Regions from separate parts of the Homo sapiens genome. Here region 1 is linked to region 2. Evidence: chromatin loops called from intact Hi-C (ENCODE). Cell type or tissue: B cell. All regions are shown on one strand. Links, peaks and the distances in the headings refer to the core of each region. The heading gives the core; the rest is flanking DNA.

Region 1 (5,307 bases), core at 1-5,000, 110 kb before region 2:
CTGGGGAAAGGATAGCATTAGGAGAAATACCTAATGTAAATGACGAGTTAATAGGTGCAGCACACCAACGTGGCACATGTATACATATGTAACAAACCTGCACATTGTGCACATGTACCCTAGAACTTAAAAAGTAAAAAAAAAAAAAGGGTCTAACCCTCCTTCGTCTAATCCAACCACCTCTTGATCCTCAATACTTTAATTGAGGGGACCTGAGGTGCCTTTTCTGTGGCCATCCTATAGCCTCCTCAGCCTCTTCAGTAGCTAGGGTGGTAGAGGGCCACCAAGATGACGGCTGCCAGGGACCTGCTCTCTCTGCGGGTCCCGCCGCGCCCCTCGTCACTGTTGGTGAGCGGAACCCCGCTGTGTGCGGACGGACCACGAATAGACTCTGCTGCCTCCCTGGCCCCCGGCCCGGGTCCCAGCCGGTCTTCCCCGCCATTGGGGGACTGAGTCCGAGCGCTGCTGCGAACCCTGCGCCTTCTCCGCGTGCTCCGAGCCCGGCAGCCCCCAGGAAGCCGAGAAAGGCAGCGGACTGGTCCGCGCCGCTCAGGGCGCAGGCCATCGAGGCCAAGGCGCGCCGGGTCCCTCCCGCTCGGGCGTCTCTGGTCCTCCGGCTCTGCCCCGTGGCCACCCGGCCTGCTGCACCGAGAGCCCCGGGCTCTGCCCCGCGCTGCTCCTTCCTGCAAGGCTGCTGTCCACACCCGCCGGCCTGCAGGCGCCTCGGGGTCCACATGTCCCCGCCACATCCCACCCCTGGGCCACCCGGGTCGGTCCCAGAGTGTGCGCTGAAGGTGATGCCTGGGGGCAAGTGCCCATTTCTGTCCTCTCAACCTGCATCTTTGCCAGCTCTTCTAGAACTTTCTGGCCTCTTTTAACCACATTGTCTTCTGTATCTGAGGTGGGTGGGGCAAGACTCCCCACAGCCCAAGCCTCTGTAGCTGGAGAGGAGGATTAGTCAGATGGCAGACACGGGATGGTGCTCTGTCCCAGGAACTGATGGCGAAGTAACCCTGTCTTTTAAGAGAGTGATGGTGGACCTTAGACTCCACTAAGGGTCTGCTCTGCTCCTGCCGCAACTAAACTGGTAGGTAATTTTAGGAACTATGGTTCCCATCTACAGTTGGCAGGGCCCTTATCCCCGCTCCCTTCCAAACTCTGATTCCATCATCCATGAGAGCCAATCTGCCATTGCTGGGGCTGGATGGTGTCATATCCTTCCTTACAGATGAGGAACCTGAACCTCAGCGGGGCGATGACAGTGCATGACAGAGCAGGCCTAGAACCCAGGCCTCCTGAAGAATTCAGTGCTCTTTCCTCTGCCCCTCACTCCCTCTACGCATGTGAGAGCTGGGAAAGGAGGGTGAGGGGTCAGGAGTGACTCCGCTACGTCTGGATCCCTGCGGGCTGCATCCCCACAGAGCCCAGCTTCAGGGAGGTGGCCTGGGCCTGCATTGTAGGGAGGGAGGGTTGCGTGACCTCTCTTCTGATCTTCCACCTTCTCTCCCGCTTCCTAGGTACACGCCAGAGCAGTGGCGTCCCTTGTCACTCATGAGTTCTCTGCTGAATTGGGCAGTGGGCCTAATCACCACCCTGTTCTCACCCCAATCCTCACCCTCTCTGCAGGACACAGGGATGTCTCCCATCTCCCCACCTCACTCCCATCCCACTAACAACTCTCTCCCAAAAACCAGAGGTGAGGGCCAGAGCTAGACCCACATGACCTAGCCCAGACCATGGTCAGGCTCAGGTAGCTGGGGAGGCAGGAGTGGTTGGGGAGAGGTCTGTGGCTGCTTAGGGGCCAGATCACTATGAGGGCCCAGTGGGTGAGGCTGGTGGAGGGGCCTGACTCCCAGGGGTGGGCGTGGGGGAGGGAACAGGCATAGTTTTCCACAGAGAATGTGACTTTCCCTCTCCCCAGTGTCCTGGGGGACAGGGCTAAAGGTTGGGGATATCTGTGTCTCTGCGGGATAAGAGGTGGTGTGTATTGGGGTGCACACAGCCTGAGTTAGGAGATGCTTCTATATGGGTCATTTGCCATCACTAGGCGGCACCTTCAGCCATCATCACACATTTGTGGCCTGATTCTCACTGACCTGCTTCGATAGATACCCAAGTAGAAGAAAAGGCAATGAGTCCTACGAGGCTCTTCATCATAGTGAAGTGGGTGCTTTGGGGAGATTGGGGAGCCCTCTTGTGGATGCTTGAGGAATTTCACTATGTCTTTTCCATCTTCCATGCACAGTCATGCACCGCATAATATTTGTCAAGAATGGACCGCATAAATGACAGTCGTCCCATAAGATTATAATATGGTATTTTTACTGTGCATTTTATATGTTTAGATACACAAATACTTACCATTGTGTTACAATTGCCTACAGTATTCAGTGCAGTAACATGCTGTACACGTTTGTAGCCTAGGAGCAATAGGCTATGCCGCATAGCCTAGGTGTGAAGTGGGCTATACCATCCGGGTTTGTGGAAGTACACTCTGATGTTCCCACCACAATGAAATCACCTAACGACGCATCCCTACCCGTCATTAAGGGACACATGACTGCAGTTTCATAACCATTTCCATCCCACCCCCACTCTGCTCATGGGCCCATTGAGTGGTCTCTTTATTAAGGACAAAAAGAATTCATGGGTCCCAAGATTAAGTTTCAACACAGGAAACCCTATTATTGTATATATAAGCAACTAATAGCAGTCATTATGTGCTTTAGAAATAACTCTTCTTCCTCACAAGCTACCCTGTGAGGTAACTACTTTTATCATCCCTATTTTACAGATGAGGAAATTGTGGGACAGAGAAGTTAGGTGACTTGCCTAAAGCTGCACAGCTACTCTGGATTCCAGATTCTCTGCTGTTAAGCACTCCACTATACTGCCTCCCACTGGTGTGGGAAGGCTCATACAGTAACACAGTCACAGCCAGGGACTTGAGTGCATGCAACAGAGAGAATTTTCCCAGTCCTCTTCTCTGACTTCCCCAAAGCTCCTCCAGCACCTCCCCAGGATGTCTCTGTCCTGACACATGAATGGAGGGTCAGGAGACCTCCTAGAACCTCCCCTCTCTTTTTGTCACATCTGGTGGTGGAAAATGAGGGAGGAGACTGGGCTGCTCAAAGCTCAGAGACTCTCAGGGAGAATCAGGGTACTCTAAGTTAAATGGACCCATCATCAACTGTACCAGAAGCCAGTGTAGACACGGGCTAGTCCGATGAGGTCCACAGTGTCTTTCTGCTCTCCACCCTCTTGGCATGGAGTGGGTCCTGATGGATGATCATAAGACTTGCCTCTCTTCTGAAACCTGAAACCTGGGGGTGTGCAGGGTCAGAAGAACTCCCTTTCCACCATTTTATAGAGAAGGAAATGAAGTCTCTTCCCAAGACCAGTCACAACATGTGTTTGTTGACAATATACTATGAGTGCTGGGAGACAGGGCTACAAAGGCAGATAAAGAACATGCCTCTGCCCTTGAGGGACCCTGCATAGTAGAGGAAGGACAGATGAGTAAGCAATGACTGTGATTTCATGTGATGGGTTTGCAGTGGGGGGTGATTACTGCAGAAAAGGGGGCTGAACTATGCTTGGGTGGGGCAGGAAAGGCTTTTGAGGAGATGCCCTTGGGATTGGTCTTGGAGGGTGGGTCAGGATTAATCAGCTAGGATAAGAGCATCAATGTGAGGCACATGCAGCCATCTGAAACAACAGGGCAAGTTCAGTGACCTATGTGCAAGGAACTGGCTGGAACAGAGACTGCCTAGGAAGAGCATGGGAAATTTGCTGGGGAAGTTGAGGTCAGATCACAAAGGTCTCACTTGCCATGCTGCAGAGTTCAGACTGGAGACTGCAAGTGCAGGCAGGGGGTAGTATCAGCCTCTTCAAAGAGCATAGATGAGGAGGTCTTGCTGCACCACCTCAGAGGGTGGGAGAGAGGCGCCTGAGATGGTTCACTTAGTTTATGAGTGTTTTCATTAGATTTGTGTGGAGTCCTCTATTAGTCAGAACTCTTTTAGTTACAGGCAGCAGAAACCCACTCAAACCAACTTTAAGAGGGAACTTGCTGGCTCACACTGGGAGGACACTGTACTCTAAGAGTCTAAAGGGCTGAAGGAGGGCAACAGGCACCAACAGGACTGGAACTCAGGACACAAGGCCACCAGGGCTCCATCCTTGCCCATGTCTCATCTCCACTTGTGTCTGCTTGCCTTTTTTCTACACACCGACTCCCTCCAGAAGGCGGGAAGATGGCCACCTGCAGCCCCATGCCTATAACATCTCAACTAGCAATCCCAACATGAAAGGGACCTCCTTCCAGTGTCTGTAGGGTAATTCCAAAAAAGAATCTGATTGGTCCTGCTTGGGTCACTGATACCCATTGGTCTAACCACTGTTGCCAGGGACATGAAAAACTGATTAACCCAGCCTGGTCACATGCCCGCCTTTGCAGAGGAGGTGGAAGTAGAAGACAGCACCACAGCTCAGCTCCTCAGGACCATGTAGAGGGAGAGAGGCAGTTCCTCAAAGAAATGGGGGTGCAGTTATCAGGAGGTGCACAAAAAATGGGCTGGACAGCAAACCATAGAAGCTGCTACCTGTCGGGTGCCTGTAATCCCAGCTACTCGAGAAACTGAGGCAGAGAATTGCTTGAACCCAGGAGGCAGAGGTTGCAGTGAGCTGAGATCACACCACTGCACTCCAGCCTGGGCGGCAGAGCGAGACTCCGTCTCAAAACAAACAAACAAAAAAGAAGCTGCCACTTGTATGTGCCAGATGTCCCACTATAGCTGGAGATTCGAAAATGAGATCCAGTGTCTAACTTCACATAGTTCACAGTCCCAGTGAGGGTTCAGATGATTAGAAAGTATACAGTGATGGGCCGGGCACAGTGGTTCACACCTGTAATCCCAGCATTTTGGGAGGCCGAGGTGGGCGAATCACCTGAGGTCAGGAATTTGAGACCAGCCTGGCCAACATGGTGAAACCCTGACTCTACTAAAAATAAAAAACTAGCCAGGTGTGGTAGATGCCTATAATACCAGCTAGTCGGGAGGCTGAAGCAGGAGAATTGCTTGAACCCCGAAGGCGGAGGTTGCAGTGAGCCAAGATTGCGCCATCGCGCTCCAGCCTGGGTGACAAGAGAGAAACTCTGTCTCAAAAAAAAAAAAAAGGAAGTATACAGTGATGATGGGGCACAGGGACTCTCCAGACATTGGGAGCCCAAGAGAGGACACCCAACACAGACTGAGGCAGGAGGAAACCAGGAAACGCTTTCCTAAAAACATTGTCCCTCAACTG
Region 2 (5,362 bases), core at 1-5,000:
TACTCGGGAGGCTGAGGCAAGAGAATCACATGAACCAGGGAGATGAAGGTTGTAGTGAGCCAAGACCGCCCCACTGCACTCCAGCCTGGGTGATAGAGCAAGACTCTGTACCCCCCAACGCCACCCCAAAAAACCAAAAACCAAAACCACAAAAGTTCAAAAAAGAAAAGATTCCACTAATATCTCCTCTTAAGTTAGAATCCAAGGTATAGCTTCCTAATTGTGGCCATTCACACCACATAGTAAACTTAAGGCAGGTTGCCTATGCAGTTTCAGAAAATCACACAAAGAATAATTTGTTCTCAAATAGGAAAAGCACAATAAAAATATAAGAAAGGAGGCCGGGTGCAGTGGCTCATGCCTGTAATCCCAGCACTTTGGGAGACTGAGGTGGGCGGATCATGAGGTCAAAAAATCGAGATCATCCTGGCCAACATGGTGAAACCCCGTCTCTACTAAAACTACAAAAATTAGCTAGGCGTGGTGGTGCATGCCTGTAGTCCCAGCTACTCAGGAGGCTGAGGCAGGAGAATCGCTTGAACCCAGGAGGCGGAGGCTACAGTGAGCCGAGGTCGCACCACTGCACTCCAGCCTGGCAACAGAGTGAGACTCTGTCTAAAAAATAAATATATATAATATATATAAAATATATATAATTATATATAATATGTAGTACATATAAAATATATAACATATAACATAATATATAATATATAATATATAACATAATACATATAAAATATAATATATAACATTATATAAAATATATAATATATAACATTATATAAAATATATATAACATAATATATAAAATATATAATATATATATAAAATACACACACACACACACACACACACACAAAAGTAAAGACACGAAGTCAAAAGATAAAAATAGCAACTATAGGCCAGGCACAGTGGCTCACGCCTATAATCCCAGCACTTTGGGAAGCTGAGGCGGGCGGATCACTTGAAGTCAGGAGTTCGAGACCAGCCTGGCTAACATGGCAAAACCCCGCTTCTACTGAAAATATAAAAATTAGCTGGGCGTGGTGGTGCGCACCTGTACTTCCAGCTACTGGGGAGGCTAGAGTGGGACACTGCTTGAACCCAGGAGGCAGAGGGTGCACTGAGCCAAGATCATGCCATGACACTCCAGCCTGGGAGACAGAGTATGACTCCATCTCAAAACAAAAGAAAAAACAAAAACAAAAACAAAAAAACCCTGAGAGGAGAGATGAAAATTAAGGGAACACCCAGTTCATTTTAATCCAAACACATCCCTACTTAGCTTTTGAAACTGCTATATTGAGAATTATACACATCCCTAAAAACAATTACATTCCTGTGTACAAAGAAATGATGCAATGCTCAGTTACCAACATTGTTTCGTCAGAGTACTAGCAGCTCTTTGGTAATACTTCACATGCACCAGAAGAAGCTTCCCAAATACCGTATCAAAAAACACTGTGTTGCATCAAGTCAGGAGAACAAAAGCAACCAGGACACGGTCCTCATAAAAGAACTTCTATATTTACTCATTAGACCCCAATCTTTATGAAGTCTTGTCACTTTACTTTCATCCTGAATCTTAATAATTGAAGTTAATTATCTTAAAGGATCAGTAGAAGGGTTTCTTTCTTGGGTTGGGGTCCTTCATTAGCATCTGAATAACTTATATCCAACTTCCTTAGAATTTTAAAAACATACACCCTGTGAACTCACGAAAGTATCCTGGATATTACAACAGATACGCAAGTGGCCTAAAACCAGCACATCTTTGCTCCTAACCTTGCTTCACTGAAGCTTTGACAGAGCACCTTTCTTTTATGAGTTTGGACAATGGAGCACTCAGGAAATCAGAGCAGCATGTGGCTCATTCCTGAGCAAGATGCATCTGAGATGTTAAGACTCAGTTCTCCTTCACAAAGAAGTCAGAGCCTAGGGGATCTTATAGATGCAGCTTAGCTGTTTCTAAGTCATCAACAACAGAACATCAAATAGTTGATGGGCTGCGAAGTTCCTTCCATGGAAAGTTTCCACAGTTTACTCTTAGTAAGGTTCCACAGCTTACCTACCTATATTTGGAAGGTAACTCACCTGTTTAGTTAGTGTCTGTGTGAGGATTGGAACCAGATACTGTAGTGCTCCCTTCGCATAAAACTTGCTGGTGTGCTCAGGGGGCCGTCCTTGTTCTGCTGCCTGAGGAGAAACAAAGCAAATTCTAGACAAAAGCAACCGAGCTCTGTATACTAAAGGCATACAATGAGAGCCGAACAGGGATCTCTTAACAGAAACAGAAACATACAAGGACAAATGGTAACATACAATGTGATCTTGGAAAGTGCTAATTTTTTGGTCTACTTCAGTGAGAATCTTTTAGGCCATATAATATAGGTCCAAGGCAACATTAAGTATAACTTTTTTTTCATAAGTTCAATTCATATGGACAACCTGATATTTCAGTGTTCCTTGGATCAACACACACTCAGTTTGCCTAAAGATGCCAAAAAAAACCTTTTTATTTTTGTCCTGAAATAAAAGTGTGTAAAGACCAAGCTGGAAACAAAACTTGAATTCAAAGATCCCAAGTACAGAACTCCCCATTCTCTTCCATATCTGACTCTTTCACCAGAGTTAGTAAAGTATCAATTATACATCCTAGGCTTGCATTAGGACTTCCAAAAGGAAATAATTCAGCATCAGGCATCACCTTGGTAAACTGCGACAGCCTGCTGCCCCCTTGTGTTCACAGTGATAATACCACTATTTACGATCAATCATGCCTGACTGCTTGGCAAGAACGTGAGCCCTCATTACTGATGTGCCTCCTTCATGAAGGGCTCTGGCTAGCAGAAAAATCAAAATCTCTGCCAATGGAGATACCCTCTAAACCCAGACAGAATAAAGTTCTCCTAGAAGGGGAACATCATCCACAAATGAGATATGTCCCAAAGCGTATTCAGAGTAATAGTTCTCCCCAGCTCACCTCTGAAGCTTCAATGGCCAAATCCATTTCCTCATCACAGACATTGGACCAGAATTCTATCCCTTGTAAAGCCACCTCATCAATGTCACTTTTCATTGCTTCGATTGTGATCTTAAGAAGAAAAACACCCCAGGCCCCAAATAAGTACTGATTCAAGTGAGTCCCTGCCCCAACCCGGCTTTAACCACAGACATGCAAATTTCAGAAATGTAACTATAAAAAGGAAGCTAGGCTTGAAAGAAAAGATAGGAAAAGAAAGATTTTCTTTTCTTTTTTTTTTTTTTGGTGATGGGGTCTCACTCTGTCACACAGGCTGGAGTACAGCAGCACAATCTCAGCTTACTGCAACCTCCACCTCCCAGGCTCAAACAAACCTCCCACCCCAGCCTCCTCCATAGGTGGGACCACAAGTGCATGCCACCTCACCCAGCTTATTTTTGTATTTTTTGTAGAGGCGGGGTTTCACCATATTGCCTAGGCTGGTCTCAAACTCCTGGACTCAAGCGATCTGTCAGTCTCAGCCTCCCAAACTGCTGGGATTACAGGCGTGAGCCACCATGCCCAGCCTCAGATTTTCAAAATGCAGGTTGTTTCTTTTTTCTTTTTGAGACAGAGTCTCGCTTTCTGGCCCAGGTTGGAGTGCAATGGCGTGATCTTGGCTCACTGCACCCTCCGTCTCCTGGGTTCAAGCGATTCTCCAGCCTCAGCCTCCAGAGTAGCTGGGATTACAGGCACGTGCCACCACGTTCAGCTAATTTTTGTGTTTTCAGTATAGACGGGGTTTCACCATATTGGCCAGGCTGGTCTCGAACTCCTGACCTCAGGTGATCTGCCCACCTCAGCCTTCCAAAGTGCTGGGATTACAGGCGTTAGCCACCGGGCCTGACCTCAAAATGAAGGTCTTTTACCCACACAAAGTTAGCACCAGTTTTCTTGGCACACCACTGATGAGCTTAAACCGAACAGTCTCGAGGAATTTCCTTGATTCCATAGTATTAAGTAAAATATTACAGAATTGGCAAAATAGCGACTAAGGATGATGGGCTCTGTAATTAGCCACAAGCTCAAATCACATAAATAGAAATACTTACTGCAAAAAGAGCAGGACCCATATATGTCTCCATGTACTGATAATATAAGGACATTATCTTCACCAGATTCTGTAAAGCAGCCACTCGTACCTTTTATGAACAGCAGATCAGATAGTTTACTAAAATAACAACGCAATCTGACAAAGTTAGATTCACTCAAATGGGCCAATAATCCTAAGGATTAATTGAGGTAAATATGGGATACGTTATCATTTCCCTAAAATTCATTCTCTCCCTTTAATTCCCTCATTATCTGTTCCTTTATTTTCCCATTTTGTCTCTCTTTTTCGGGGAAGGGACAGAGTTCCGCTCCTGTTGCCCAGGCTGGAGTGCAGTGGCATGATCTTGGCTCACTGCAACCTCTGCCTCCCCGATTCAAGCAATTCTCGTGCCTCAGCCTTCCAAGTAGCTGGGACTACAGGTGCCCGCCACCATGCCCGGCTAATTTTTTGTATTTTTAGTAGAGACGGGGTTTTGCTATGTTGACCAGGCTCATCTCGAACTCCTGAGCTCAGACAATCCACTCACCTCGGCCACCTAAAGTGCTAGGATTAAAGGTGTGAGCCACTGCGCCCGGCCATTTTTCTCTTTTTTTTTTTTTTGAGACAGTCTTCTTGCTCTGTCGCCCTGGTGCAAGTATAGTGGCCATGATCACGGCTCACTGCAGCCTCAACCACCAGGCTCAAGCAATCCTCCCACTTCAGCCTCCCACGTAGCTAGGACTACAGGCTCGCCCCATCACGCACAGCTAATCTTTGTGGACATGGAGTTTCGCCATGTTGCCCAGACTGGTCTCCAACTCCTGGGCTCAAGTGATCCTCTGGCCTCGGTCTCCCAAAGTGCTGGTATTATAGGTGTGAGCCACCACAGCCAGTCCTTTTTTTTTTTGAGATGGAGTCTCCCAGGCTGGAGTGCAGTGGTGTGATCTCAGCTCACTACAACCTCCGCCTCCCGGGTTCAAGCAATTCTCCTGCCTCAGCCTCCTGAGTAGCTGGATTACAGACATGCGCCTGTAAAGTGTTGGGATTACAGGCGTAAGCCACCGCGCCTGGCCTCAGTCTTTTTTTTTGCATTAAAGGTGCGTGTGGAACCCATGGTACGGCTAAATTCACTAATACTATTCAGACTGAAGATATTACTTCTATCTTCTTGAAGGGTCAGGTTTTGGGTATAGCAATAGCAAAGCTGCTTTAATGGCTACAGGGGAAAACAATCACTTGAATAACCTATGGCAATAAAGTAGCAAAGCTGATCAAAAACCTTTTCTCCCTTAACTGTTTGTGTA

The links. A loop is a pair of places that touch in the nucleus more often than their neighbours do. Peaks named below come from ENCODE experiments on the same cell type or tissue, not always from the same donor. Only the 100,000 strongest peaks of a DNase experiment are listed, where the experiment ranks them.
Region 1: it touches region 2 in a loop (15-fold over the local background); 3 of 110 quality-filtered maps call a loop at or near these places.

Annotation. Positions count from the first base shown.
Region 1 is chr17:47,773,668-47,778,974 of GRCh38, reverse strand. No RefSeq gene overlaps it. Among named protein-coding and RNA genes, the nearest start is that of TBX21, 43 kb to the right of the region's middle. RefSeq lists an enhancer at 497-1,010. In B cell, for the core only: CTCF peaks have their summits at 2,006 and 2,206 (motif pointing left); a DNase peak (open chromatin) is centred at 2,174; H3K27me3 peaks cover 3,742 bases.
Region 2 is chr17:47,661,894-47,667,255 of GRCh38, reverse strand. KPNB1 (karyopherin subunit beta 1) reads right to left here. Exons shown (of 22, transcript NM_002265.6): 7 at 4,078-4,167; 8 at 2,987-3,097; 9 at 2,098-2,199. Among named protein-coding and RNA genes, the nearest start is that of KPNB1, 15 kb to the right of the region's middle. RefSeq lists an enhancer at 3,348-3,417. In B cell, for the core only: CTCF peaks have their summits at 2,531 and 2,730 (motif pointing left); DNase peaks (open chromatin) are centred at 2,755 and 3,145; H3K4me3 peaks cover 892 bases; H3K27ac peaks cover 1,976 bases.